Regions from separate parts of the Homo sapiens genome. Here regions 2 and 3 are each linked to region 1. Evidence: read pairs that join two places in POLR2A ChIA-PET (ENCODE). Cell type or tissue: PC-9. All regions are shown on one strand.

Region 1 (8,000 bases):
TTGCTGAGGCGGGTGGATATGTGTCAGGTTTTGTGCTAGGTTCCAAACACACAAAAATGAATGAAGCAAGATCCTTCTTGAGAACTTTAGTCCAATGAGTACAATTATGGTTTGGCCTCTGTTTTAGGGATGGAGGAAAAAATGAATAGGGGTTGACTTATCCGGAGACCACCTGATCAGGCCCCATCATGTACCCTGTTCCACTGCCCTCCAACTCACACAGTGGCAGCAGCTCAGGATTATTCCACAGCAGCTATGGTTTCAGATTCCATAGCCTTCAATTTTCTGTAATTCTGGAATGGATTGGAAATAACTGCCCTTAATTTGCAATGAAGACAAATAATGACTGGCGGTCAAAGGAAGAAGACCAAGAAAGTATGTTTCCTTGCTACAGAGTCAGTATATCACATACAAAGTCAAATGCACAGACAAGAACTGGCCTTGCTTTTTAAAACCTATCCACAATCAATGTAACTGCCCACTGAACAACACAGGAAGGAGAAGAAAGATATTACCATGGGTTTGGGTTTCTTTAAAATGTGTGAGATCTGTGGGAGGCCTCATTTCCTGCACTGCTGCTTCTGGCTCTATCTCTGGCTGTGGCCTACTGAGGCTTCCATCCTCCAGTTTTTTCTTTTCATGCTCCTCCTTTTCTTTCTCTTCTTCCTCTTCCTCTTCCTCCTCCTCTTCTACTTCAGGCTCATCTTTCATTCTCATTAGAGTTGGAGGGAGTTCTGGACGCTTGGGGGGTAACTTCTAAGAGGGAAACAAAACCATGAACAAGTAGTTCTACTTAATGACAACAAGAGAAAAATCTTTTCAAGGAGGTCAGTCTAAATGTACTGAATGTTTACTCTTTTTAGGTTGATGAACTCCACAGAAGTCTGCTGGAGGTGGGACTTTGACATGAAATTTTACCCCTCTATAGACCCTAAACAAGTGTCTTTATTAGTTCCTAGAGTCAAAGATTACTAAATACAAAACACTTGAAAATAGCTTGTAAGGAACTAAAATAGTTATTTCAGATGAGTGCCAGCTACAGGAATTCTGGACTGTTATAACTCATGATATTAAAGGATTTCAATTGATTACAAAATCTTCTAAGGAATAAATCAGACAATCAGAAATAAGTCATTTGTGCTGCTTTTTCATTTTAGACTTAGCGTAATTTCAAGGAAACAAGGCATGTAAATCCATCAAACAGATCCTGAAGAAAAGGAGGAAGACATTTCTCAAAGAATAAAGCTAAATATTCTAATCAAAGCCATTCAATAAAAGTATTTATTAGAAAAGGTTGATCACAGTTATGGAATAGAGGGAAGGAACCAAAGCATATCTTGGTTATATCTTTTTTTTTTTTTTTTTGAGACAGAGTCTTGCTCTGTGGCCCAAGCTGGAGTGCAGTGGTGCGATCTCAGCTCACTGAAACCTCTGCCTCCCCGGTTCAAGCGATTCTCCTGCCTCAGCCTCCTGAGTAGCTGGGGTTATAGGTGCGCAGGCCACCGTGCTCAGCTAATTTTTGTATTTTTAGTAGAGACGGGGTTTCACCATGTTGCCCAGGCTGGTCTCGACTAGTGAGCTCAAGCAATCCACCCACCTCGGCCTCCCAAAGTGCTGGGATAACAGGTATGAGCCACCGCGCCCGGCCTATATTATCTTTTAAATATAGGACTTAGTTCTAAAATTCTCTAAGGAGGGCTGTTTAGTAAAAAGTTTTCTATTTAAAACCTAAGTCCCCACCGCAACAGATTGAAAAGCCTACTTGTTAGGTAAACCATTACTCATTCAGAATACATAGTGAGGCCGAGGCAGGTGAATCATGAGGTCAGGAGTTCGAGACCAGTCTGGCCATGGTGAAAAACTGTCTCTACTAAAAAAAAATACAAAAAATTAGTTGGGCGTGGTGGTGGGTGCCTGTAATCCCAGCTACTCGGGAAGCTGAGGCAGGAGAATCGCTTGAACCCGGGAGGAGGAGGTTGCAGTGAGCCGAGATGGCCACTGCACTGCAGCCTGGGTGACAGTGTGAGACTGTCTCTCAATGAAACAAACAAAAAGAATACATAGCTAGGACTTCAGATTTCTGCCACCAGAGGGCAGTATACCCTAATTCAGGGTGTTTTGGACGAATTGTGCCCCCTGCTGCCCAAATTCATGTTTGAAGTCCCAAGCCCCAGTACCTCAGAATATGACTGTAAATTAAATTAAACTGAATTAAAATGACACTATTAGGGTGGGGCCCTAACTCAGTATGACTCATGTCCTTAGAAGAAGAAGAAGAGACACCAGGAGTGCAAGTGCACAGAGGGATGGCCATCTGAAGAGCCAGCAAGAGGGCAGCCATTGGTAAGCAGAGAGGCCTTAGAGGAAACCAACCCTGCTGGCAACTGTGAACAAATAAATTTCTGTTGTTTAAGCTGCCCAATCCCTAGTATTTTGTTATGGTGGCCCTAGCAAACTAATACTCAAGGTTCAGCTCTTAGGGGTAATGAAAACCTTTTAAAAGCTGAATCTATGAATAGGAATATAGATAAAGCAAAAACATACAGACAGACATATATTGTAGGGTAGCAGGGAAATCATAAAGCTCAAGAGACAGACCTGGATCTGATTACCAGCTTAGTTACATAACGCTGGTGTGATCTGGTATTTAACTTCTCTGACTCTATTTCCTCATTTGTAAGAGGCAATAATTCCCACACAGCAAAAGGTGTTGGAAGGATTAAATGAAGAAAAATCATATGGCAGAGGCAAGTGCACACACTATGTTCTTAAATGTTGGTGAGTCTGAACACTACATCTATCCACCTGGGGAAAAGCATTTAATGCAGGAGACCCATTCTTAAATGCAACATTCATGAGAAATTAATAAACTATGATTCTAATTTACAAACCATTTACTTGCAAATTGATTGGCATAAATTAATTCATCAATTCTTGATAACCCTAAGCTGAGAAAAAGAATCCACAAACTGGCCAGGCACAATGGCTCATGCCTATAAACCCAGCATTTTGGGAGGCCAAGGCAGGTGGATCACGAGGTCAAGAGATGGAGACCATCCTGGCCAACATGGTGAAGTCCCATCCTACTAAAAATACAAAAATTAGCTGGGCATGGTGGAGCACGCCTGTAGTCCCAGCTACTCGAGAGGCTGAGGCAGGAGAATTGCTTGAACCCGGGAGGCGGAAGTTGCAGTCAGCCGAGATCACGCCACTGCACTCCAGCCTGGTGACAGAGTGAGACTCTGTCTCCAAAAAAAAAAAAAAAAAAGAATCCAAGAACCAAGTTCTGGGAAAGATGTGATCATACCAAGCCCACAGCCCTTTCTCACATTACTATGGAATGAGTCATTTGTAGTTTCAAAAAAGAAAAGAGAAAAATTAGCTCAGGGATAACTCAAGGGCTAAAAGTTTAACACCCTGACTCACAACTTACCCCTACTGTTCCAGTTTTTAATTTGAATTTGCTTCCTCCTTTCATGGCACCAAATAGAGGCAATGTAAGCTTTTTAGCTTTGTTTTCTGCACCTGTAGTCTGAGTTTCAGTCCTAGGAAGAAAGAATAATTATACACATCTATTCCAGGGAGTCCCAAGGTTTTATCTAAAAATACCATGATACTGACAAAGAAACCTCTGGCAAAATAAAAATTACCACAAAATGAATATCTAAGCATATAACAATAAGAAAGAGGTATTCAGACCAACAGATTTTGAATGGACAAGAACAATGCTGACTGTCACAGACACAGAGCTATGATGAGGCTGCTCCCTTAGTCAAGTAATTTGCCACATGCTACATGACTTCACACCCATGAAATGACTACAGTACAAAGGTCACTGGCAAAGGAGAACATATAAGCAGCAGGAGATTGATCCATGGTGTAAAGCCCTACTTCCCACCAACCTCTGAAGAGTGTCTTACTTATCTGGAGCTCCCACTTAAGCGCAATAGCTCTGAGCACTTAAAAAAAAAAGTGTGCATGGGGATGGGGGTACAGTATGCAGGATACCCAGTGTAGTAATGACAAAGATATAGTGAGAGACTGCAACTGCTGAGCCTGTCAACATTCTCAACGGCTGGAGATAGTTAGAAAAGCTAAGCCCATTAGGACAAAGCTGAGGAAGGGTATAAAGAAGAGATAGTAGAAATTAGAAAGGCAGGGGGAGAACAGAGCAAAAACAAAAGGGATAGCAATTCAGTTGACAAGATACTCAGAGCAGGCAGAGGTGACAATGAGAATATGGCATGAGGAGACAGAGGAAACCCCAGAATAAGCATACTAGACTGAAAAGAAAGCCCTCTGTTTTCTTCATATTGACCATGGGACAGCCCTGAAAACTGGAATATAAGGACAGTAATGGCATTCGACTCACAGTGACCCATACCAGATGTTAGCTACCTGGCCCTCCCTGAAGCCCCACTTGCTACTACTGCCTTCTTTTACCTAAGTCTTATCCCCTTAGTAGCACTCTTAAGTCCAGCCTCAAGCCCCTTTCTCCCTACCAGAGATAAAACCCATTCCCTTGCTAAGGCCACCAGAAGAATGCTGCCTGCCTGGCCATGAAGGACATTTTGTCAAATCATTATCCTTCACACCCTTCCCCACAGGCCTCAGGAAGGCTCTGGCATAGAAAGACAGAAGCAACAGCAACACAGATGTTTTCAGCTACATTAAAAAGCCAGGCTGGCCTAGAGGATAAGCTAAGACTGGCTCAAAGGAGATGAAAAAGCAGAAGATGGAATCACAATCAAGATTGCTTGCAGGGGTTAGGGTAGGAGGCAGAAAGTTTGGAAGTTCAACCCATAAGTGAAAAGAGGAGGAAGAAGATACACATCTAGACCAGTATCCAAAATAGGAAAGGGAGGAAAAACCAGGCAAGCACACAGACTGATAGCAGGAGAGGAGGCTCTGGAGGAAGCTGAGACATATTTCGTTTTCGTTTTTTTTTTTTTTTAATTCTTCTTGCCCCAAATGTTGTTGTTGTTGTTGTTGTTGTTGTTGTTGTTTTCCAAAGCAGAGATTTGTTTTTGTTTTGTTTTTGTTTGTTTGTTTGTTTGAGACAGGGTCTTGCAACCTCACTCTCCCAGGTTCAAGTGATACCTCAGCCTCCCAAGTAGCAGGGATTACAGACAAGCACCACCATACCCAGCTAAGTTTTTATCTTTTGTAGAGACAGGGTCTCACTATGTTGCCCAGGCTGGTCTCAAACTCCTGAACTCAAGCCATCCTCCCACCTCACTCACTCTCCTAAAGTTCTGGGACTACAGGTGTGAGCCACCGTCCCCAGCCACTTTTATTAACAAATAGTTTTACTGTAACAAAATTATTATATGATTCTTACTTTTTCCAGTTATTTGTTATTTAGAACTAGAACTGCAACTACATTACAGTAAATTTGGACCTAAAGTGGTATGGCTATTTGGTACAGGATTTTCTTTTCAAATTCAGTATATCTGAATAGAATAGAAAGTATATTCACATGTTCAAAACTCAAGTATAAAGCACATATACTGTGAAAAGTCTCCCTCCCATTGCTGTCCCCCAGCCACCCAGTTGCCTTCCCCATTGGCAATCAATATTATTAATTTTTAACGAATCTTTCCAGAGATACAGTAGCAGATGCTGTCCCTCCCAGATTCCCTTTATCAGGCCAAACAGCTACTGCAGACATCGGCTGCTAAAGGCTCACACCTGCACCCTTCCCAGAATTGCTGTGAGCCCCTCCCACCCCCCAGTCACCGGCAGCCTATGACCAATGAAGGGTTGGGGGGACAGGGTATCGAAACCCAAGCCCCATGCCTCCATGGCATCTGTGGTGCCATTCAGGCTCTCCTGAAACCATATCTTAGCCCAGCTTCTTCTCCTGCCCTCTCCTGCTTCCCTCACTCCCATATAGATTTCTCCTGAGAGCACTCTCTTAATAAATCACTTGCAGATGAATCTCCGATTCAGTCTGTTTTTAGGGAACCCGACCTAAACAGATATTATAAACATAACCATGGCCTACTTATCTATGTATTCTTCCCCCACCATCATTTTTTACAGACAGCGCCTGTTATACACACCGTTCTGCACCTTGCTTTTGTTACTTATCTTGATAGTGTTTCTGTATCTTATATATAGTTGCCTTTTTTTTCAACAGCTATATGGTGTTCTATTGTATATCTACACCATAATTTATTTATTTTTTTGAGATGGAGTCTCGCTCTGTCGCCCAGGCTAGAGTGCAGTGGCGCAATCTCGGCTCACTGCCAGCTCCACCTTCCTGGTTCACGCCATTCTCCTGCCTCAGGCTCCCAAGTAGCTGGGACTACAGGCACCCACCACCACAACCGGCTAATTTTTTGTATTTTTAGTAGAGACAGGGTTTCACCATGTTAGCCAGGATGGTCTCGATCTCCTGACCTCGTGATCCGCCCAGCTCAGCCTCCCAAAGTGCTGGGATTACAGGCGTAAGCCGCAGCACCTGGCCGCAATTTATTTAATCCATCCCCTTTGATAAACATTTAGGGGATTTCTAATTTTTTACTACTATTAATACAAACAATGCTGTACATCATTTCCTAAGTATGTGAGGGACAAATTCCTAGAAATGAAATAGATCAAAGGGCATGTGCATTTGTAATCAGGATAGAGACTGCCAATTTGTCTTGTAGAGAATGTACTAATTTGTCCTTCAATGACAATATAAGAAAGTGCCTTTTTGTCAGCCTCATCAGCACAGTATAAAATCATAATTAATCTTCATCAAATTCATATATAAAAATGCTATTAAGACCAGGTGTGGTGGCTCACACCTGTAATCCCAGCACTTTGGGAGGCTGAGGTGGGCAGATACCTTGAGGCCAGGAGTTCAAGACCAGCTTGGGCAACATGGCAAGACCCCATCTCTACAAAAAATTAAAAATTAGCCAGGTATGGTGGAGCATGCGTGTGGTCCCAGCTACTTGGGAGGCTGAGGCAGGAGGATCACTTGATCCCAGGAGGTCAAGGCTGCAGTGAGCTGTCACTGTGCCACTGCACTCCAGCCTGGGTGACACAGTGAGACCCTATCTCAAAAAAAAAAAAAAAAGGTATTAGGTTGTAGTATTTGTATTTCTCTTATGATCATGAAGTTGAGCATCTTTGTATAAAAGATGCTATTTGTATTTCTTTTCCTGTGGCCTGTGAGTAGACATCCTTTACTCATTTTTCTCCTGGGTGGTTGGCTGTCTACTTATCATTCAGAGGTCTTTTTATTAATAATTTAATTTTTTTTTTGAGACAGGAACTTCCTCTGTCACCCATGCTGGAGTGCAATGGCACGATCACAGCTCACTGTAGCCTGGAACTCCTGGGCTCAAGCGATCCTCCTACCTCGGCTTCCCAAGTAGCTGGGACCACAGGTGTGCTCCAACATGGCTGGCTGATGTTTTTATTTTTTGTAGAGATAGGGTTGTGCCATATCACCCAGGCTGGTCTTGAAAGTGATCTGCCTGCTTCAACCTCCCAAAGTTCTAGGATTACAGGTATGAGCCACTACGCCCAGCCTCAGAGGTCTTTTTATATTAGATAAATTAGCTTTTTGTGCATGATGCTTTTTAAAGGAGTTTATTCTACACTAAAAGATTAAGTAAAAAAAACTTCGGAACCTTCCAATGAATCAGAAATCAATATAGTTTTCTCAGAAAATCCTCTATCAGTCTATATTTCACAAATATGAAACAGGTTTTTAGTTACTCTATGAAACCACTGCTTTCTGTGCTTTAAAGGGTTCCTTGCATTACATTTGTATTATATAATGATTATTTAAGAAGATAAAGCGATAATTGAAAATGTTATCTATGCTACCATACTTATTTAGAATTCCAAATATAACTAAGACTTACTTTTTTAGTTCTGGAATCTCTGCTGGCTTTACAATTTTTATTAACCCTTTAAGTCTCTGTTGTTCTTTCCTCAGTTCAAAAGTTCTCAGGTGAAGTTTCTTCCGGGACACACCATCTAATGTACTGCCTGAT
Region 2 (8,000 bases), 240 kb after region 1:
AGTTAGCAGGAGGCAGAATGCAGGGAGAGACTCACAAGACTCTCTCCCTCTTCTTTCCCTCATGTCATCTCTTTTCTCTTGTAACTCTGTCTTCCATTGACCCAGCTGGTGGGTGTGGATGTGATAGCTGCTTTGGACCTGTATGTGGAGCAGGGCCAGTGGGACAAGTGCATTGAAACAGCTACCAAGCAGGTACTGCTCTCTTCCCATTCCCAGTTTTTCTTTACATTTTCCCTTGATTCCCCACCTGCCTCAAAGATGCATCTCTTCTACCTCCACAAAAACCCAAAGCCCAAAGATTTCTAATGGGCATCAGAGAAGCTCAGTCTGAAACTGGGGTCAGAGGTTTGCGTACACCCTTTTTCCCCTCAACAAATACATGGCCTCAAGTCACCTCACTGCTTGGTCTTGCCGATCCCAGCCTCACTCATGCTTTTCCTCCACCCCTGTACAGAACTACAAGATTCTGCACAAGTATGTGGCTTTGTATGCAACTCACTTGATCCGGGAGGGTAGCTCTGCCCAGGCATTGGCCCTGTATGTACAGCACGGAGCCCCTGCTAACCCACAGGTACCAGCCTTCTCCTTGGGTTGAATGTTTCCACAAGAAAGCTCTTTCTCCTCTAGAACCACCTATCTTCTCAGGAACTATCTTCTCAGAGGATTCTATCCTTAGAGAACGTCATGCCCAGAGCCCCCCACGCATCTCCAGAAATGTACAGCCTCTCTGGAGGCTGTGTATTTGCTAAGAGCATGGGGAGGTTTGCAGAAACTTCCAACTTCTGTTTGAAGAAACACCCGTGGAGCTCCCCATGCTGTTAGCAAATACACAGGCACCTGTCTTTCAGAGATGAATCCTGCATACACCTCTAGGGCCTTTATTGACTTCCTCCAGAGAATGAACACTGCTCCCTGATCTGAGTCACAATGTTGTGACTCTGCATTTACATTTGTACAGTTGCCCACACTCACACAGCACCAGCTAAGAAAGTTATTTCTTCCTCTTTTCTCTTTATCAAAAATAATCAGCACTTAAAAATAATTTACTTCATTAAAAATAATCAGCACTTAATAATCTGCCACTGTTGGCCGGGCGCAGTGGCTCACGCCTGTAATCCCAACACTTTGGGAGGCCGAGGCAGGCGGATTACGAGGTCAGGAGATCGAGACCATTGTGGCTAACACGGTGAAACCCCGTCTCTACTAAAAATATAAAAAGTTAGCTGGGCGTGGTGGCAGGCACCTATAGTCCCAGCTACTCGGGAGGCTGAGGCAGGAGAATGGCATGAACCTGGGAGGCAGAGCTTGCAGTGAGCCGAGATCATGCTACTGCACTCCAGCCTTGGGCAACAGAGCAAGACTCTGTCTCAAAAATAAATAAATAAAATTAAAAAAATAAAAATAAATAAAAATAAAAATCTGCCACTGTCCCCCAGCCCTTGCACACACACACATACCCATTTCTACACACAAAGCCTGTTTCTCCTCCCTTTGGCCCCACTTCCAGTGACTTTCTCTTCTAGCTATGCCCTTCTCAGATCCCCTTCTTCCCTCTACCTCTAGAACTTCAATATCTACAAAAGGATCTTCACTGACATGGTGAGCTCTCCTGGAACCAACTGTGCCGAGGCCTATCATAGCTGGGCTGATCTTCGAGATGTCCTCTTCAACCTGGTGAGGAAGCGAAAGGGCTGCTCCGTCTGTCCTTGTCCTCATCTCTTCTTTGATGCACATAAACCTTTATTCTCAGATGTATTTTACCTTCCTCTGCCAGGTGGCTATCAGAGACCACTCTATGGCCCTGGCACTCCTCTGACCCCTGAGCCAGGCTGTGCTGTCTCCCTCCTCTAGTGTGAAAACCTGGTGAAGTCCAGTGAGGCAAACTCTCCAGCCCATGAGGAGTTCAAGACGATGCTGCTGATCGCTCATTACTATGCCACGCGCTCTGCAGCCCAGAGTGTCAAACAGCTGGTGAGATGTAGGGGGTCGAAGGAACACTCAGTCAGAAGGGCTCATCTGCAAATGTATAAAGCTGAATTGATTCACGTTCTGGATTCTTCAGCTTGGGCTCTTGAATCTCCCCACCTGTCTTTCAGCTTCTCTTCTGTCTAAACAAATCTTTAGCCCTTGCTGAGGTTTTCTTCTTCCGACCTTTTTAGGGCTCTGTGCCCACACAGCCTCAGCCTCATTATGTTTAAACATCCAAATCCCATGATTTCTTTATTCACCTCTTATAATGTACACATATTCTGGGCTTATTTTTGACTGTTCACTGTATATTTATTTCATGTACTTGGATGATAGAATTCTAGAAGTGGAAAGAACCTTAGAAACAATCTAGGTGGGTGGGTGTGGTGGCTCACCCCTGTAATCCCAGCACTTTGGGAGGCCGAGGCGGGTGGATCACTTGAGGCCAGGAGTTCGAGACCAGCCTGGCCAACGTGGTGAAACCCCATCTCTACTAAAAACATAAAAATTAGCCAGGTTGGCCGGGCGCGGTGGCTCACGCCTGTAATCCCAGCACTTTGGGAGGCCGAGGCGGGTGGATCATGAGGTCAGGAGATCGAGACCATCCTGGCTAACAAGGTGAAACCCCGTCTCTACTAAAAATACAAAAAATTAGCCAGGCACGGTGGCGGGCGCCTGTAGTCCCAGCTACTCGGGAGGCTGAGGCAGGAGAATGGCGTGAACCCGGGAAGCGGAGCTTGCAGTGAGCCGAGATTGCGCCACTGCAGTCCGCAGTCTGGCCTGGGCGACAGAGCGAGACTCCGTCTCAAAAAAAAAAAAAAAAAAAAAAAAAAAAAATTAGCCAGGCATGGTAATGTGCGCTTGTAGTCCTAGCTACTCAGGAGGCTGAGGCACGAGAATTACTTGAATCCGGGAGGCAGAGGTTGCAGTGAGCTGAGATGGCACCACTGCACTCCAGCCTGGGCGAAAGAATTGAACCTAGGCCCAGGTGTCTTGTTCAGAGAAAAAGAAAAAAAAAACTAAGACCCAGAACAGCTTGAGAATCCAGAGCAGTTTAATAATAATTGTTGTTTTTTAGTTCTGTGGCTGCCTTACAGGATCATTGGTCTGGTAGCTCAGTCACTTTAGTGCCATATTCATAATGCTTTGACTTTAATCCCAGGAAACCGTGGCTGCCAGGCTTTCTGTTTCACTCTTGCGTCACACCCAGCTACTACCTGTAGACAAAGCCTTCTATGAAGCAGGCATTGCTGCCAAGGTGAGCTGGGACAAGGAAGGGTGGGGCAGATAGGAGGAAGTTAAAGGTTGGAAAATAGAATATCCCTTCTGCTCTGGTAGAGGAAAGCTGAGTGTAGGGCTGATGTTACGGAGGATGTAGTCCTCCTATGTCTTCCTGGATTTTTCTCCCTGGATCCCAGAGAAATAGCATTCAAGCCCAGCTTGCTCACTCCCATTTGCATCTGGATCCCAGAGAAGTAGCATTCAAACCCAGCTTGTTCACTCCCATTTGCAACTCTTCTTTGCTGCAGGCAGTTGGCTGGGATAACATGGCATTCATCTTCCTCAATCGCTTTTTGGACCTGACCGATGTGAGTAGGGAAGCTGTGCCCCGAGGGTGGAGGTTTTTGCCAGTCGCGAGCTGTGCCTAGTTCATGGTTGCCCACTCTACTGCAGGCAATCGAGGAAGGGACTCTAGATGGCCTTGACCACTCTGATTTTCAGGATACAGACATTCCCTTTGAGGTGCCACTCCCAGCTAAGCAGCATGTACCGGTAAGGGCACAGGGTTGGAAAACCGGAAGGCCTCACCAGTGTGAGTGCCTTGAGGAGGGAGAATATCTTTGTGCTGCCATCTTTGGAAGGACCTCAGCCCTCACTGTTTTTTCAGTGAAAGTAGAAGCAAAATAGAAAGAAAAGGCTGTGACTGCATCCCCCAATCCAAGGAGGATTCGTGGCTAAAAGCTGGTATACAGGATGAGGGCTTAGCAAACCCCCTCCTCACCCATCCACCCCAACTTGTCCTGCCCTGCCCTGTGTGAAGCTACCACTCCCTTCTTGTCCTTTCCAGGAGGCTGAGAGAGAAGAGGTTCGAGACTGGGTGCTTACAGTCTCCATGGACCAGCGGCTGGAGCAGGTTCTGCCTCGGGATGAGCGTGGCGCCTACGAGGCCTCCCTAGTGGCAGCGAGCACTGGTGTTCGAGCCCTGCCCTGCCTTATTACAGGTATAGAAGCCTACAGCACCCCAGATCCTGTGGTGGGTAGAAAGCAGCAGGATCAATAAACTTAATTTTACTAGGATTCAGTAAAGGGTACAAAAGACAGGACTGTGCTTTCTACCCCCCAGGCTGCTCCTCATTTTTCCCTCCTCAATCTCTCTCAAACCCCAGTTCATCATTTTTTCTTCCTCCACAGGATACCCCATTCTGAGGAACAAAATTGAATTTAAGCGGCCAGGGAAGGCTGCTAACAAGGACAACTGGAATAAATTCCTTATGGCCATCAAGGTTAGAGAGGAGGACTTGGAGAATGAAGGCAGAGAGGGCAGCACTAAAAAAAGAAAAAAAAACAAGTCTGGGTGCAGTGGCTCATACCTTTAATCCCAGCACTTTGGGAGGCCAAGGTGGGCGGATCACCTGAGGTCAGGAGTTTGAGACCAGCCTGGCCAACATGGTTAAAACCTCGTCTCTACTAAAAATACAAAAGTTAGCCGGGTCTGGTGGCGTGCACCTGTAATCCCAGCTACTCAGGAGGCTGAGGCAGGAGAATCGCTTAAACCCGAGAGGCAGAGGTTGCAGTGAGCTGAGATTGTGCCACTGCACTCCAGCCTGGGCGACAAAGCAAGACTTTGTCTCAAAACAAACAAAAAACCCACATACACACTAGAAAGATGGGTGGGATTACAGGAAGGCAGATGCAGACCCTGAAGCCTGCGATGGAGCTGATTTTGTATTTCCAGCATTAACAAGTTCCTCTCATGTTCTTCCATTTGCTCACAGACCTCCCACAGCCCAGTGTGCCAGGACGTGCTGAAATTCATCAGTCAGTGGTGTGGAGGGCTCCCCAGCACCAGCTTTTCCTTTCAGTAGTTGGTAGAGCTGAGGAAGAGTTAGGGCCTCTCCCTCATTAAAGTTTTATAAATAATTGAGACCACTGTATTCTTTGATCAAAGTCATTCCCAACACCACACAGTGCCTTTTCCCCAAAAGGAATCATAATCAAGTAGAAGAAAAGAGAAGTTACTTTATTACAATTTGTTATCTCATCCCGAGGTCAGGGCCCCTTGCTTAGTGGGAAAAAAAACCCTTTAGGACTGAGTCTCGGAACAGCACCTGCTGGACAGAGGGGAGAACCAACCCAGGTCAGAGGGGAAAGCAGCATGGCAAGACCTAGACCCAGTTCTAAGAGCACTTCCTTGTCCCCGCTCTTACCCGGGCCACCACCTTCAAGGCCCATTACCTGTCCTAAACCCAACTTCTCTGTGATGCCCGGATTTCTTGATTTTGATCCAGTAGCTGCTCATTTTCCTGCCTTTTACATTTAGGAGATTCAAGCTCTGTCATTTCCTCTAGCTGCAGAAGAAGATAGAGTTAGACACCCTCGCCCTGAATGATAGGTCAGCATCTTTTTTTTGTTTTGTTTTTTGTGACGGAGCCTCACTCTGTTGCCCAGGCTGGAGTGCAGTGGCGTGATCTCGGTTCACTGCAACCTCCGCCTTCCGGGTTCAAGCGATTCTCCTGCCTCAGCCTTCCAAGTAGCTGGGATTACAGGCGCCCACCACCCCACCTAATTTTTTGTATTTTTAGTAGAGACGAGGTTTCACCATGTTGTCCAAGCTGGTCTCAAACTCCTGACCTCAAGTGATCCGCCTGCCTCAGCCTCCCAAAGTGCTGGGATTACAGGTGTGAGCCTCCGCACCCGGCCGGTCAGCATCTTTTCAACACAGCCAGTCTCTGTGGAATGAACCCTTCCTGTTTGCCTTCCTTACCTGCCCCTGAAGTCCGTCCTTCCTGCAGGGCCCAACTCCACGTAGAGTGAGTGCAGCCACACAGCAGTAACCAGATAGAGCAGCCTCCCCTGCAGACATGAGCAAAGAAGGGATCCAGAGAGCCAAGGCTGTATCCTGAAAAGCAAGAAGGATGGGGAGTAGGAGGGAGTAGGGCAAGTGCAGCAAATAGGGGAAATTAAAAGGGCAGGACCAAGGCTTTGTAGACCACAAGAAGGAAGAGAATGTGCTCACATAGATTCTTGTGGGGTCAAAGGGGCAGTCAGTATGTCCCGGCCCCTCATCCAGTGGTACCAGAGGATCCAGCAGTCCTGGGTGGCAGTCAGCAATAAGGCGGCGGCCACCGTTGGCCACAGTGAGTGACACAGCAAGAAGGAGGCCCAGGGAGCAGGCAACGGACAAGAGCAGGTTCACCAGAGCTAGTGCCAGCAGGACCCAGTGCTGGCAGGGACAGGAGATCAGGGTGAGCAGCCTGGGCCTGGCTAACTCTCCCAGTGACTAGACACCCAGTTTCTCTGAGGCTCCTCCAATCTATTGAAAGACCAAGCTCAGTCAGCCCCCATTTCCCTGACTCAAGCCTACTCGTTAAAAGCTCCAGGGAAGTCCCTCTCACCAGTGGAGGGCGAAGAAGGTTCCTGGACGCCAGGAGGGCCACAAGTCCCACGGAAACGCTCTGTGGAAGACACAAAGCCTTTGGCCTGCTGGGCTCTCCGGGAGCCCGGCCCCCGCCCGGGTCGCCTGCCGCGCTCACCAGCAGCCCCGAGCCGACAGAGATGACATTGGCTACGGTGTACTCCGGCGTGACAGCGCCGCGGGGATTGGCCACGTGCCGCAGGACGGTGCCATGCAGCACGGCCCCCAGCAGCAGGTTCACGTGGCCCACCAAGATCAGCGCGAGGCCCACACGCATCAGCCGCCTGGGCCCCCGGGCGGCGTCTGCAAAGCACGGGGGAGGGCAGGGTTGAGTCGGGCGGGGAGGGGAGAGGCGGCTCGCGGCGGGTTAACCGCGGGCAGTAGGACGGGGCAAGGGTAGCCCCAGGGTAAGGAGACGAGACGCCAGGGCCCGGAAGTTACCGAAAGCGCAGAGACTGCAGCGCCTCATCCCGTCCGCCGCGCCAGCCGCAGGGCCGCTGTACCTGGGCCCGGCCCCGCCCCAACCTGGGCCCCGCCTCCGTCCCGGGTCCCCCTCCCACCTGGGCCCCGCCTCCGCCCCGGGCCCGCTCCCCCTGGCGGGAAAGGCGCGAACACACGACGCTTTTAGCAAAAAGTAGACTTTTATTACAGCAGCAACTGAGGCGAATCGAATGGCCCCCCAGGGCCACCACTGCAGCACCACCTTTCTCTCCCGCCCCGGCCGCCCCAGCGGGATTGTAGAATTCGGCTCCCCTAGTGCCCGTGGGCCTCCTTTCCACACAGGCTGGGCGGGAGCCGGCAGATCAGCGACTAGCCCCCAACTAGAAGGCGGCTGCTGAGAAGGCCCAGGCCCACGTCTGTGCAAAACAAGTAAACAAAGTGCAGAGGGGAGGAAGAGAGGGGAGGGGAAAGGATGATGCTCAGAACCAGGGAGCCCCCCCAGCCCTCCTGAATAATAAAGGAGGGAAGGGGCTTCACAGGGTAATACTGACTGGGGGGAAGGGACAGGAGGGCTGCAGCACGTCCAGGGACAGCCACAGCGCAGATCAGGGCCTGGCCCGAGTGAGCTCTAAGAGGAGACGGTGACAGCGGCTGAGTTGAGGGTACTGTTCCTGGCAAAATTGAACTTGTTCAAGGTCTCTTCTAGCAGAGAAGTCAACCGGCTCTGGTCAGCCTGGGGGAGAAGAGCTCAGTAAGATGGGGGCTGAGAGAAGAGAAGGCATGGGGGCAGCCAGGGCAGATGAAGGCAGAAACCTCACCTCACTAATGAAGCCCAGCTGCACCAGCTCAGCCGCCAACTCGGGGATATTCTCATCTGACAAAGAAACAGGAGGGGGTGAGTACAGTACGGGACTGAGGGACCTGGGGCCCTTCAGACAGCCCCACTAGGGCTAAA
Region 3 (8,000 bases), 330 kb after region 1:
GTGAATGAGACAACTGTAAAAAATTGAGGGAATTTTGTAAAACTGTGGAATTTTACTGCTCGTTGAATTGCTTCTCAAGAAAAGTGAATGTTTCAAGAAAGTAGTGTTGGAGCTGCTGAGAGGTCAACTTGAATGAGGCTGAGAAATGTCCATTGGATTAATAATACAGTGATTATTGATGATTTTAATTTCACTGATGAGTTGGGGGACAATATGCTTCTTAGGATGATGCAGGGAAATTAAAATAATCAAGGAGCTTTTATTTATATCTTAAACTTTTTTTATATCTATATACTTTTATTTATGTCTTAAAAGTTTGACTGTAGGAGGAGGAGAATATTAGTGGAAGGAGGAATATGGGGTGAAGGATAGTTATGTGTGAAGATGAGAATTATAAACATATTTAAATGCTGTTTGGAAGGAGCCAATAGAAAAGAAATGGATAAACTAATTCCAGTTCCATTAGGAGATGGGGGAATGGGGCTAGAACACAAGTGAAAGGTTTGGTGTTAGAGAGTGAATGAAGGTGTCAGAGGCAGGGAGTATTAGCTTACTTGGCAAAAAGTTGAAGTATCTCCCACCTAACGGCTTTGGTTTTGTTTCGGAAATCAAAAGCAAAATCATCTGCAGAGAATCGGGATCAGAGAATGTGTAGGGGGAGAGCATGTAGGGGCTGACTAGAGAGAAAGTGGGATTGCCAGTGCTCAGCAACTTAGATTCACACATAAAAGAGTTGGATGGTTGAACTTAACAGGGCTTGAGTTTTGCTAAGCATGTGGAACAAGAAGATGAATATCAGCGAGAATCTGATTGAAATGAAGGAATCTAAACTAGATAGGATGTGGCTGACATACAGAGAAATTGGAGAGATCAAGGGATAGTGGCTTGATACAGCTGGAGAATAAAAGTGATAGTGGGTAAGCAGTCTAGCTGTAATGATGGGAGATCAGATAGTTAGATGTCTTAGTGATTTTGGAGGTTAAGAGGTTTGGGTGATGACAAGGTTCAGAGAATGACAGCAAAGTGAGTAGCTGCGGTTTAGCTGAATGTTCTAAGCATCAAAGGAACAAGATTTTTACAAGATGGGGGGCGTGTGGGACTGTTGGTCTGCAAGTGGCATTGCAGAGGAATTGAAGGGACTGATCCCACTTTGAACCCTGAGGTAGGTGGGATGTGAGTGAATGAGCAACTTCCACTTGAGAGCCTGGAAAGTGAGAAATTTCATTGTCTGGAATTTTTTGCATCCAAGATTCTGAATATGATTTAGGTTTTACAAATCAAATATGCTCCTGGAGAACTTAAATTTGAATCTGATTTTAGAGAGGAGAAAGGCAGACTAGGAGGCATGTATTTGCTGGTGCAGATTTTGGCAGTGATGAGGTTCTGGATCAGGAGCTAGAGAAGCGGCTCTCCTATTTAGTTAGGTCACTTTCTGATTACTGCAGACACAACTTGTTTATGGAGCCATTGGCTGTGGTAGGGGCTTGTTGATTCAGCAGGTGGTTTCCCATCATAGCATATGTTTTGTTATTATTTTATTTTATATTTTTGAGATGGAGTCTCACTCTGTCACCCAGGCTGGAGTGCAGTGGCGCGATCTCAGCTCACTGCAGCCTCCACCTTCCAGGTTCCAGCGATTCTCCTGCCTCAGCCTCCTGAGTAGCTGGGACTACAAGTGCACGTGGCACCACGCCCAGCTAATTTTTGTGTTTTTAGTAGAGACGAGGTTTCACCATGTTAGCCAAGCTGGTCTCAAACTCCTGACCTTAGGTGATCCGCCCTCTTCAGCCTCCCAGAGTGCTAGGATTACAGGCGTGAGCCACCATGCCCGGCCTGCTATTTTTTATTTTTAGATACAGGGTCTTGCTCTGTGAGGATGGAATGCAGTGCCACAATCATAGCTCACTGCAGTCTTCAACTCCTGGGCATAAGTGATCCTCCCACCTCAGTCTCCCAAGTAGCTAAGACTGCAGTTGCATGCCACTACACTCAGCTAATTTTTTTTTTTTTTTTTTGAGATGGAGTCTTGCTGTGTCGCCCAGACTAGAGTGCAGTGGTGCAGTCTCGGCTCACTGCAAACTCTGCCTCCTGTATTCAAGCGATTCTCCTGCCTCAGCCTCCCGAGTAGCTGGGATTACAGGCATATTCCACCACGCCTGGCTAATTTTTGTATTTTTTAGTAGAGACGGGGTTTCATCGCTTTTGGCCAGGCTGGTCGGGAACTCCTGACCTTAGGTGATCCACCTGCCTCAGCCTCCCAGAGTGCTGGGATTACAGGCATGAGCCACCGCACCCAGCCTCAGCTAATTTTCAAAAAAAATTTTTTTGCAGAGACAAAGTCTTGCTGTGTTGCCCAGGCTGATCTTGAACTCCTGGCCTCAAGCGATCCTCCCACCTTGGCCTCCCAAAGTGTTGAGATTACAGGCATGAGCCACTGCGCCCAGCCCAGCACATGATTCTTGAGCCAGCAGCTGTAAATAAGAGCACCTTCCCAGTTTGATAAGCACTTGTTCCTACCAACTGTTTTTCCCTCAACCCTCATCGTGATCATTTATTTATGCAAGTGTTTTTCAGCTTGAGTGTGCGTCAGAATCCCCTGAAGAGCTTGTTAAAACACAAGGTGCTGGCCCCATCCAGAATTGCTGATTCGGTAGGTCTGGGGTAGAACTAGGAATTTGCATTTTAACAAATTTGCAGGTGATACTGATGCTGCAGTTTCTGGGGCCACACTTTGTGAACCTCTGATATGAACTGTTTAATACCGTGTAGTGAATTCCTTTCTGCTTGAACTGATTGGAGAGGATTCTGTTCTATGCAACTGAGCCAATATGGGGGGAATATTTATTTTATTTATATCTTCATTGTTCTTATCTACTTTGTCATTGATTAAAAGAAGTTATTGTTCTGTGTCATGAACATTTTGCTTTGTATCTTTTGATGCTGTTATTTGATGTTTAAATGTTCCTGACATTTATATCTTTTATATGATTTGAAGTTTTATTCATTATAAACTACTCCCTTTTGGGCTGGGCACAGTGGCTCATGCTTGTAATCCCAGCACTTTGGGAAACTGAGGCAGGGGGATCATTTGAGGTCAGGAGTTCAAGGCCAGCCTGGCCAACACAGCCAGACCCCGTCTCTACTAAAAAATACAAAAGTTAGCCAGGCATGGTGGCACATGCCTGTAATCCCAGCTACTCGGGAGGCTGAGGCAGGAGAGTTGCTTGAACCCAGGAGGCAGAGGTTGCAGTGAGCCGAGATCACGCCACTGCATTCCAGCCTGGGCAACAGAGAGAGGCTCCGTCTCAAAAAAAAAAAATAGTACTCCCTTTATTCCTATTTAATGTTTTCCCCCTAAATTCGACTTTACTATTGTCATCAAAACTCCTCCTTTGTTTTTGCTTAGATTTTGCCCTGTACATTTTAGTTGATCTTTGTATTTTCAGCTTTTTGAGTTATTTTGTTTTAGGCATCTCTTGAAAAGCATATAGTTATTTGTCTTTTAAAATCAAATCAGGGCTGGGCGCAGTGGCTCACGCCTGTAATCCCAGCACTTTGGGAGGCCGCGGCGGGCGGATCACGAGGTCAGGAGATCGAGACCATCCTGGCTAACACGGTGAAACCCCGTCTCTACTAAAAATAAAAAAAATTAGCCGGGCATGATGGCGGGCGCCTGTAGTCCCAGCTACTCGGGAGGCTGAGGCAGGAGAATGGCGTGAACCCGGGAGGCGGAGCTTGCAGTGAGCCGAAATCGCGCCACTGCACTGCAGCCTGGGCAACAGAGCAAGACTCTGTCTCAAAAAAAAAAAAAAAAAAAAATCAAATCAGGCTGGGCACAGTGGCTCACACCTGTAATCCCAGCACTTTGGGAGGCCAAGGCAGGCAGATCACTTGAGGTCAGGAGTTTGAGACCAGCCTGGCCAACATGGTGAAACCCCATCTCTACTAAAAATACAAAAATTAGCTGGGTGTGGTGGCGGCCGCCTGTAATCCTAGCTACTGGGGAGGCTAAGGCAGGAGAATCACTTGAACCTGGGAGGCAGAGGTTGCAGTGAGCTGAGATCAGGCCACTGCACTCCAGCCTGGGTGACAAGAGCAAGACTCCATTTCAAAAATAAATAAATAAATACAAAATTAAAATCAAACCAAATCTTTATTATTTTTTCTTTTGAGATAGCATCTTGCTCTGTCTGCCCAGGCTGGGATGCAGTGGTGTGATCTTGGCTTCACCTCCCAGGCTCAAGTGATTCTCGTGCCTCAGTCTCCTGAGTAGCTGGGATCACAGGCTTGTGCCACCATGCCCAGCTAATTTTTGTATTTTTACTAGAGATGGGGTTTCGCTATGTTGGCCAGGCTGGTCTCAAATTCCTGGCCTCAAGCAATCTGCTTGCTTCGGCCTCCCAACATACTGGGAATACAGGCATGAGCCTGTACCTGGTCCTATTCTTTCTTTTAATGGATGAGTTTAAATGATATGTGTTTATTGTTATGATACATGTTTTCGGTTTTTTTGTTTGTTTTTTGTTTTTTGAGACAGAGTCTCAACTCCAGGCTGGAGTGCAGGAACGCGATCTCTGCTCACTGCAGCCTCCACCTCCCAGGCTCAAGTGATCTTCTCACTTCCAATTCCTGAGTGGCTGGGACTACAGGTCCCTGCTGCCCACCATGCCCAGCTAGTTTTTTTTTTTTTTTTCCCTCAGACGGAGTCCTGCTCTGTCGCCCAGGCTGGAGTGCAATGGCACTATCTTGGCTCACTGCAACCTCTGCCTCCCGGGTTCAAGCAGTTCTCCTGCGTCAGCCTCCCAAGTAGCTGGGATTAAGGCACGCGGCACCACACCCAGCTAATGTTTGTATTCTTAGTAGAGACAGGGTTTCACCATGTTGGCCAGGTGGTCTCAAACTCTTGACCTCGTGATTGGCCCGTCCGGGCCTCCTAAAGTGCTGGGATTACAGGCGTGAGCCACTGCACCTGGCCCTGTTTTGGTATTTTTCTGTAGAGACAGGGTTTTGCCATGTTGCCCAGGCTGGTCTCAAACTCCTGGGCTCAAGGGATCCTCCCACCTCTGCCTCCCTAAGTGCAGGGATTACAGGCATGAGCCACTGGGTCCTGCCCTAAACTCACCCTTTTATAATGACACTGATCTGACTGGTCAGGGTGGAGCCCTTGTGGCCTAATCATCTCTTAAAGATCCCACCTCTTAATACTGTTACAAATGGGAATTAAATTTCAACATGAGTTTTGGAGGGGATGTTCAAACCCTAGCTCTTGGATTTCACAATCCATTTGATGTTTTTGAAAGTGCAGGAATTTTTTGTTGGAAATTTCCTTCTGTTTTCTGAATCACTTCTTCAAAAGGGTACTCTTCATCTTTCTATCCTTTTCTTTCGGTATATGCATAGGTCCTTTTGGCTTGTGACTAATTTTGAATGGGGTAGTTCTGTCAGGGCTTCTTATTTATCACAGGAATAATATAGATGGATTTTCACTGACCTTTATTTACCTTGGCAGTGTTATAATGTATCTTTAGCACATGTGTTTTCTTGTATCCTCAGCACCTGCCTCAGAGGGTTGGCCATTGCTATAGTTTATAATCTGGTTAGACTGTAGCTTCTTCAAGTGAGACAGTTGGAAGCTTTTATTTTATATTTCTTATGGGATTTGTATAAGCACACTTTTCCACTGAGACTGATGAATTGTTTATTCTTAAGGCGTATATATAGATCTGTGGGGGGCGGGGTCCCATCCTGGGATTTGAACTATGTCTGCCCCTTTGTCACAGACAGGCAGGTTATTCTGGCCAAAAACTGGACCCTTGGAGAGTTCTGTGTTGCTTAGGTTTCGGGTTTGGTGGTCAGTGATTTATCTTAGTTTACTTTGGCCCATGGTTATACAACTAATTTTTTGGGGTTTGAAGAAAATGAAGACTCATGACAATTTAGTCAATTCTTCAATGTGGAAAGGTTTCTTGGCCAGACATGGTGGCTTACACCTGTAATCCCAGCACTTTGGGAGGCCAAGGTGGGAGGATCTCTTGAGGTTAGGAATTCAAGACAAGCCTGGGCAAAATAGCAAGACCCAATCTGCACAAAAAAATTAAAAACGTATCTGGGCGTATTGGTGCACATTTGAAGTCTTGGCTATTTGGGAAGCTGGGGAGGGAGGACTGTTTGAACCCAGGAGTTAGTGGCTGCAGTGAGCTGTGATCACACCACCACATTCTAGTCTGGGTGACAGAGCGAGATCCTGACTCAGAAAAAAAAAATTTTTTTTAATTTTTAAAAATTAAAAAAGGCAAGGCATAGTGGTTTATGCCTGTAATCCCAGCATTTTGGGAGACGAAGTTGAGAGAATTGCTTGAGTCCAGGAGTTTGAGTATGTAATCACGCCACTGCACTCCAGCCTGGGCAACATGGTGAAACTTAGTCTCTACAAAAAATACAAAAATTAGTCAGGCATGGTGGTGCATGCCTGTAGTCCCAACTACTCAGGCGGCTGAGGTGGGAGGATCACTTGAGCCTGGGAGGTCCAGGCTGCAGTGAGCTGTGATTGCACCATTGCACTCCAGCCTGGGTTACAGAATGAGACTCTGTCTCAAAAAAAAAAAAAAAAAAAAAAAAAAAAAAAAAAAAAAAGGTATCAGAATGGGCACGGTGGCTAACACCTATAATCCCAACATTTTGGGAGACCGAGGTGGAAAGATTGCTTGAGCCCAGGAATTCAAGACCATCCTGGGCAACGTAGTGAGACCTCATCTCTACAAAAAATTTAAAAATTAGCCAGGCATGGTGATACATGCCTATAGTCCTAGCTACTTGGGAGGCTGAGGCAGGAGGATTGCTTGAGCTCTGGAGGACAAGGCTGCAGTGAGCTGTGATCACACCACTGCACCACTCCAGTCTGGGTGATAGAACAAGAGCGTGTCTCAAAAAAAAAAAAAAAAAAAAAAGTGGCGGGGCACAGTGGCTCAAGTCTGTAATCCTAGCACTTTGCGGGGCCAAGGTGGGCAGATCACCTGAGGTCAGGAGTCCAAGACCAGCCTGGTCAACATGGTGAAACCCCATCTCTACTAAAAATACAAAAATTTAGCTGGGTGTGGTGGCGGGCACCTGTTGTCCCAGCTACTCGGAAGGCCGAGGCAGGAGAATTGCTTGAACCTGGGAGGCAGAGGTTGCAGTGAGCCGACATCACGCCACTGCACTCCAGCCTGGGCAACGATAGTGAAACTCCATCTCAAAAAAAAAAAAAAAGGAAAAGCTTTCTTAACATAATAGGATGTTCCTTAATTGTCCCATAGTCTACCCACCACCCCCATCCAGGTGAAATATTGATAGCAGGGCACCAGAGAACTCTTTGACTCATTCTTTTTTTTAAAGACAGAGTCTCACTCTGTCACCCAGGCTGGAGTACGGTGGCATGATCTCGGCTCGCTGCAACCTCCACCCCACGGGTTCAATTGATTCTCTTGCCTCCGCCTCCTGAGTAGCTGGGATTACAGGCGCCTGCCACCATGCCCAGCTAATTTTTGTATTTTTAGTGGAGATGGGGTTTCACCATGTTGGCCAGGCTGGTCTCGAACTCCTGACCTCAGGCAATACGCCTGCCTCAGCCTTTCAAAGTGCTGGGATTACAGGTGTGAGCCACCGTGCCTGGCCAACTCATTCTTTTTAAAAAATAAATTCATTTATTTATTTACTTGAGACGGTGTTGCTTTGTTGCCCAGGCTGGAGTGCAGTGGTGTGATTACAGCTCACTGCAGCCTCGACCTCCTGGGCTCAAGGAGCCTCCCAAGTCTTCAGCCTCCCAAGTAGCTGAGACTACAGGTGTGCACCACCATGTTTTTTTGTAGCAAAGGAGTCTCACTCTGTTGCCCAGGATGGTCTTGAATTCCTGGACTCAAGCCATCCTTCTGCCTTGTCCTCTCAAAGTGCTGGAATTACAGGCATGAGCTATCGTGCCTGGCCAGAAAATTATTTTTAAATGTTTTTATTTAAAATACCAT

Evidence for each region. Peaks named below come from ENCODE experiments on the same cell type or tissue, not always from the same donor. Only the 100,000 strongest peaks of a DNase experiment are listed, where the experiment ranks them.
Region 2: POLR2A ChIA-PET joins it to region 1 with 14 read pairs; 4 of 35 experiments call an interaction of 5 or more read pairs at or near these places.
Region 3: POLR2A ChIA-PET joins it to region 1 with 13 read pairs; 4 of 35 experiments call an interaction of 5 or more read pairs at or near these places.

What each region holds. Positions count from the first base shown.
Region 1 is chr2:27,677,793-27,685,792 of GRCh38, reverse strand. SLC4A1AP (solute carrier family 4 member 1 adaptor protein) reads right to left here. Exons shown (of 14, transcript NM_018158.3): 8 at 7,869-8,000; 9 at 3,434-3,545; 10 at 516-756. Among named protein-coding and RNA genes, the nearest start is that of SLC4A1AP, 18 kb to the right of the region's middle. RefSeq lists an enhancer at 2,929-4,128. In PC-9, CTCF peaks have their summits at 1,924 and 2,127 (motif pointing right); DNase peaks (open chromatin) are centred at 1,782, 2,142, 3,362 and 3,812; H3K27ac peaks cover 4,615 bases.
Region 2 is chr2:27,441,486-27,449,485 of GRCh38, reverse strand. NRBP1 (nuclear receptor binding protein 1) reads right to left here. Exons shown (of 18, transcript NM_013392.4): 17 at 7,864-7,919; 18 at 7,227-7,778. The coding sequence ends at 7,674. KRTCAP3 (keratinocyte associated protein 3) reads right to left here and starts at 7,105. Exons shown (of 7, transcript NM_173853.4): 1 at 7,046-7,105; 2 at 6,723-6,907; 3 at 6,585-6,644; 4 at 6,206-6,412; 5 at 5,954-6,088; 6 at 5,425-5,537; 7 at 5,189-5,300. The coding sequence starts at 7,073. The coding sequence ends at 5,430. It overlaps IFT172 (intraflagellar transport 172), which reads left to right. Exons shown (of 48, transcript NM_015662.3): 39 at 106-192; 40 at 455-571; 41 at 1,564-1,674; 42 at 1,852-1,971; 43 at 3,131-3,226; 44 at 3,498-3,557; 45 at 3,643-3,741; 46 at 4,037-4,190; 47 at 4,381-4,472; 48 at 4,965-5,109. The coding sequence ends at 5,054. RefSeq lists an enhancer at 6,428-6,970. In PC-9, CTCF peaks have their summits at 7,010 and 7,215 (motif pointing left); DNase peaks (open chromatin) are centred at 3,195 and 7,105; H3K4me3 peaks cover 1,597 bases; H3K27ac peaks cover 2,235 bases.
Region 3 is chr2:27,344,964-27,352,963 of GRCh38, reverse strand. The region is part of intron 1 of GTF3C2 (general transcription factor IIIC subunit 2); the gene reads left to right. Among named protein-coding and RNA genes, the nearest start is that of GTF3C2, 7.8 kb to the left of the region's middle. In PC-9, no CTCF peak of the experiment used is centred here; no DNase peak of the experiment used is centred here.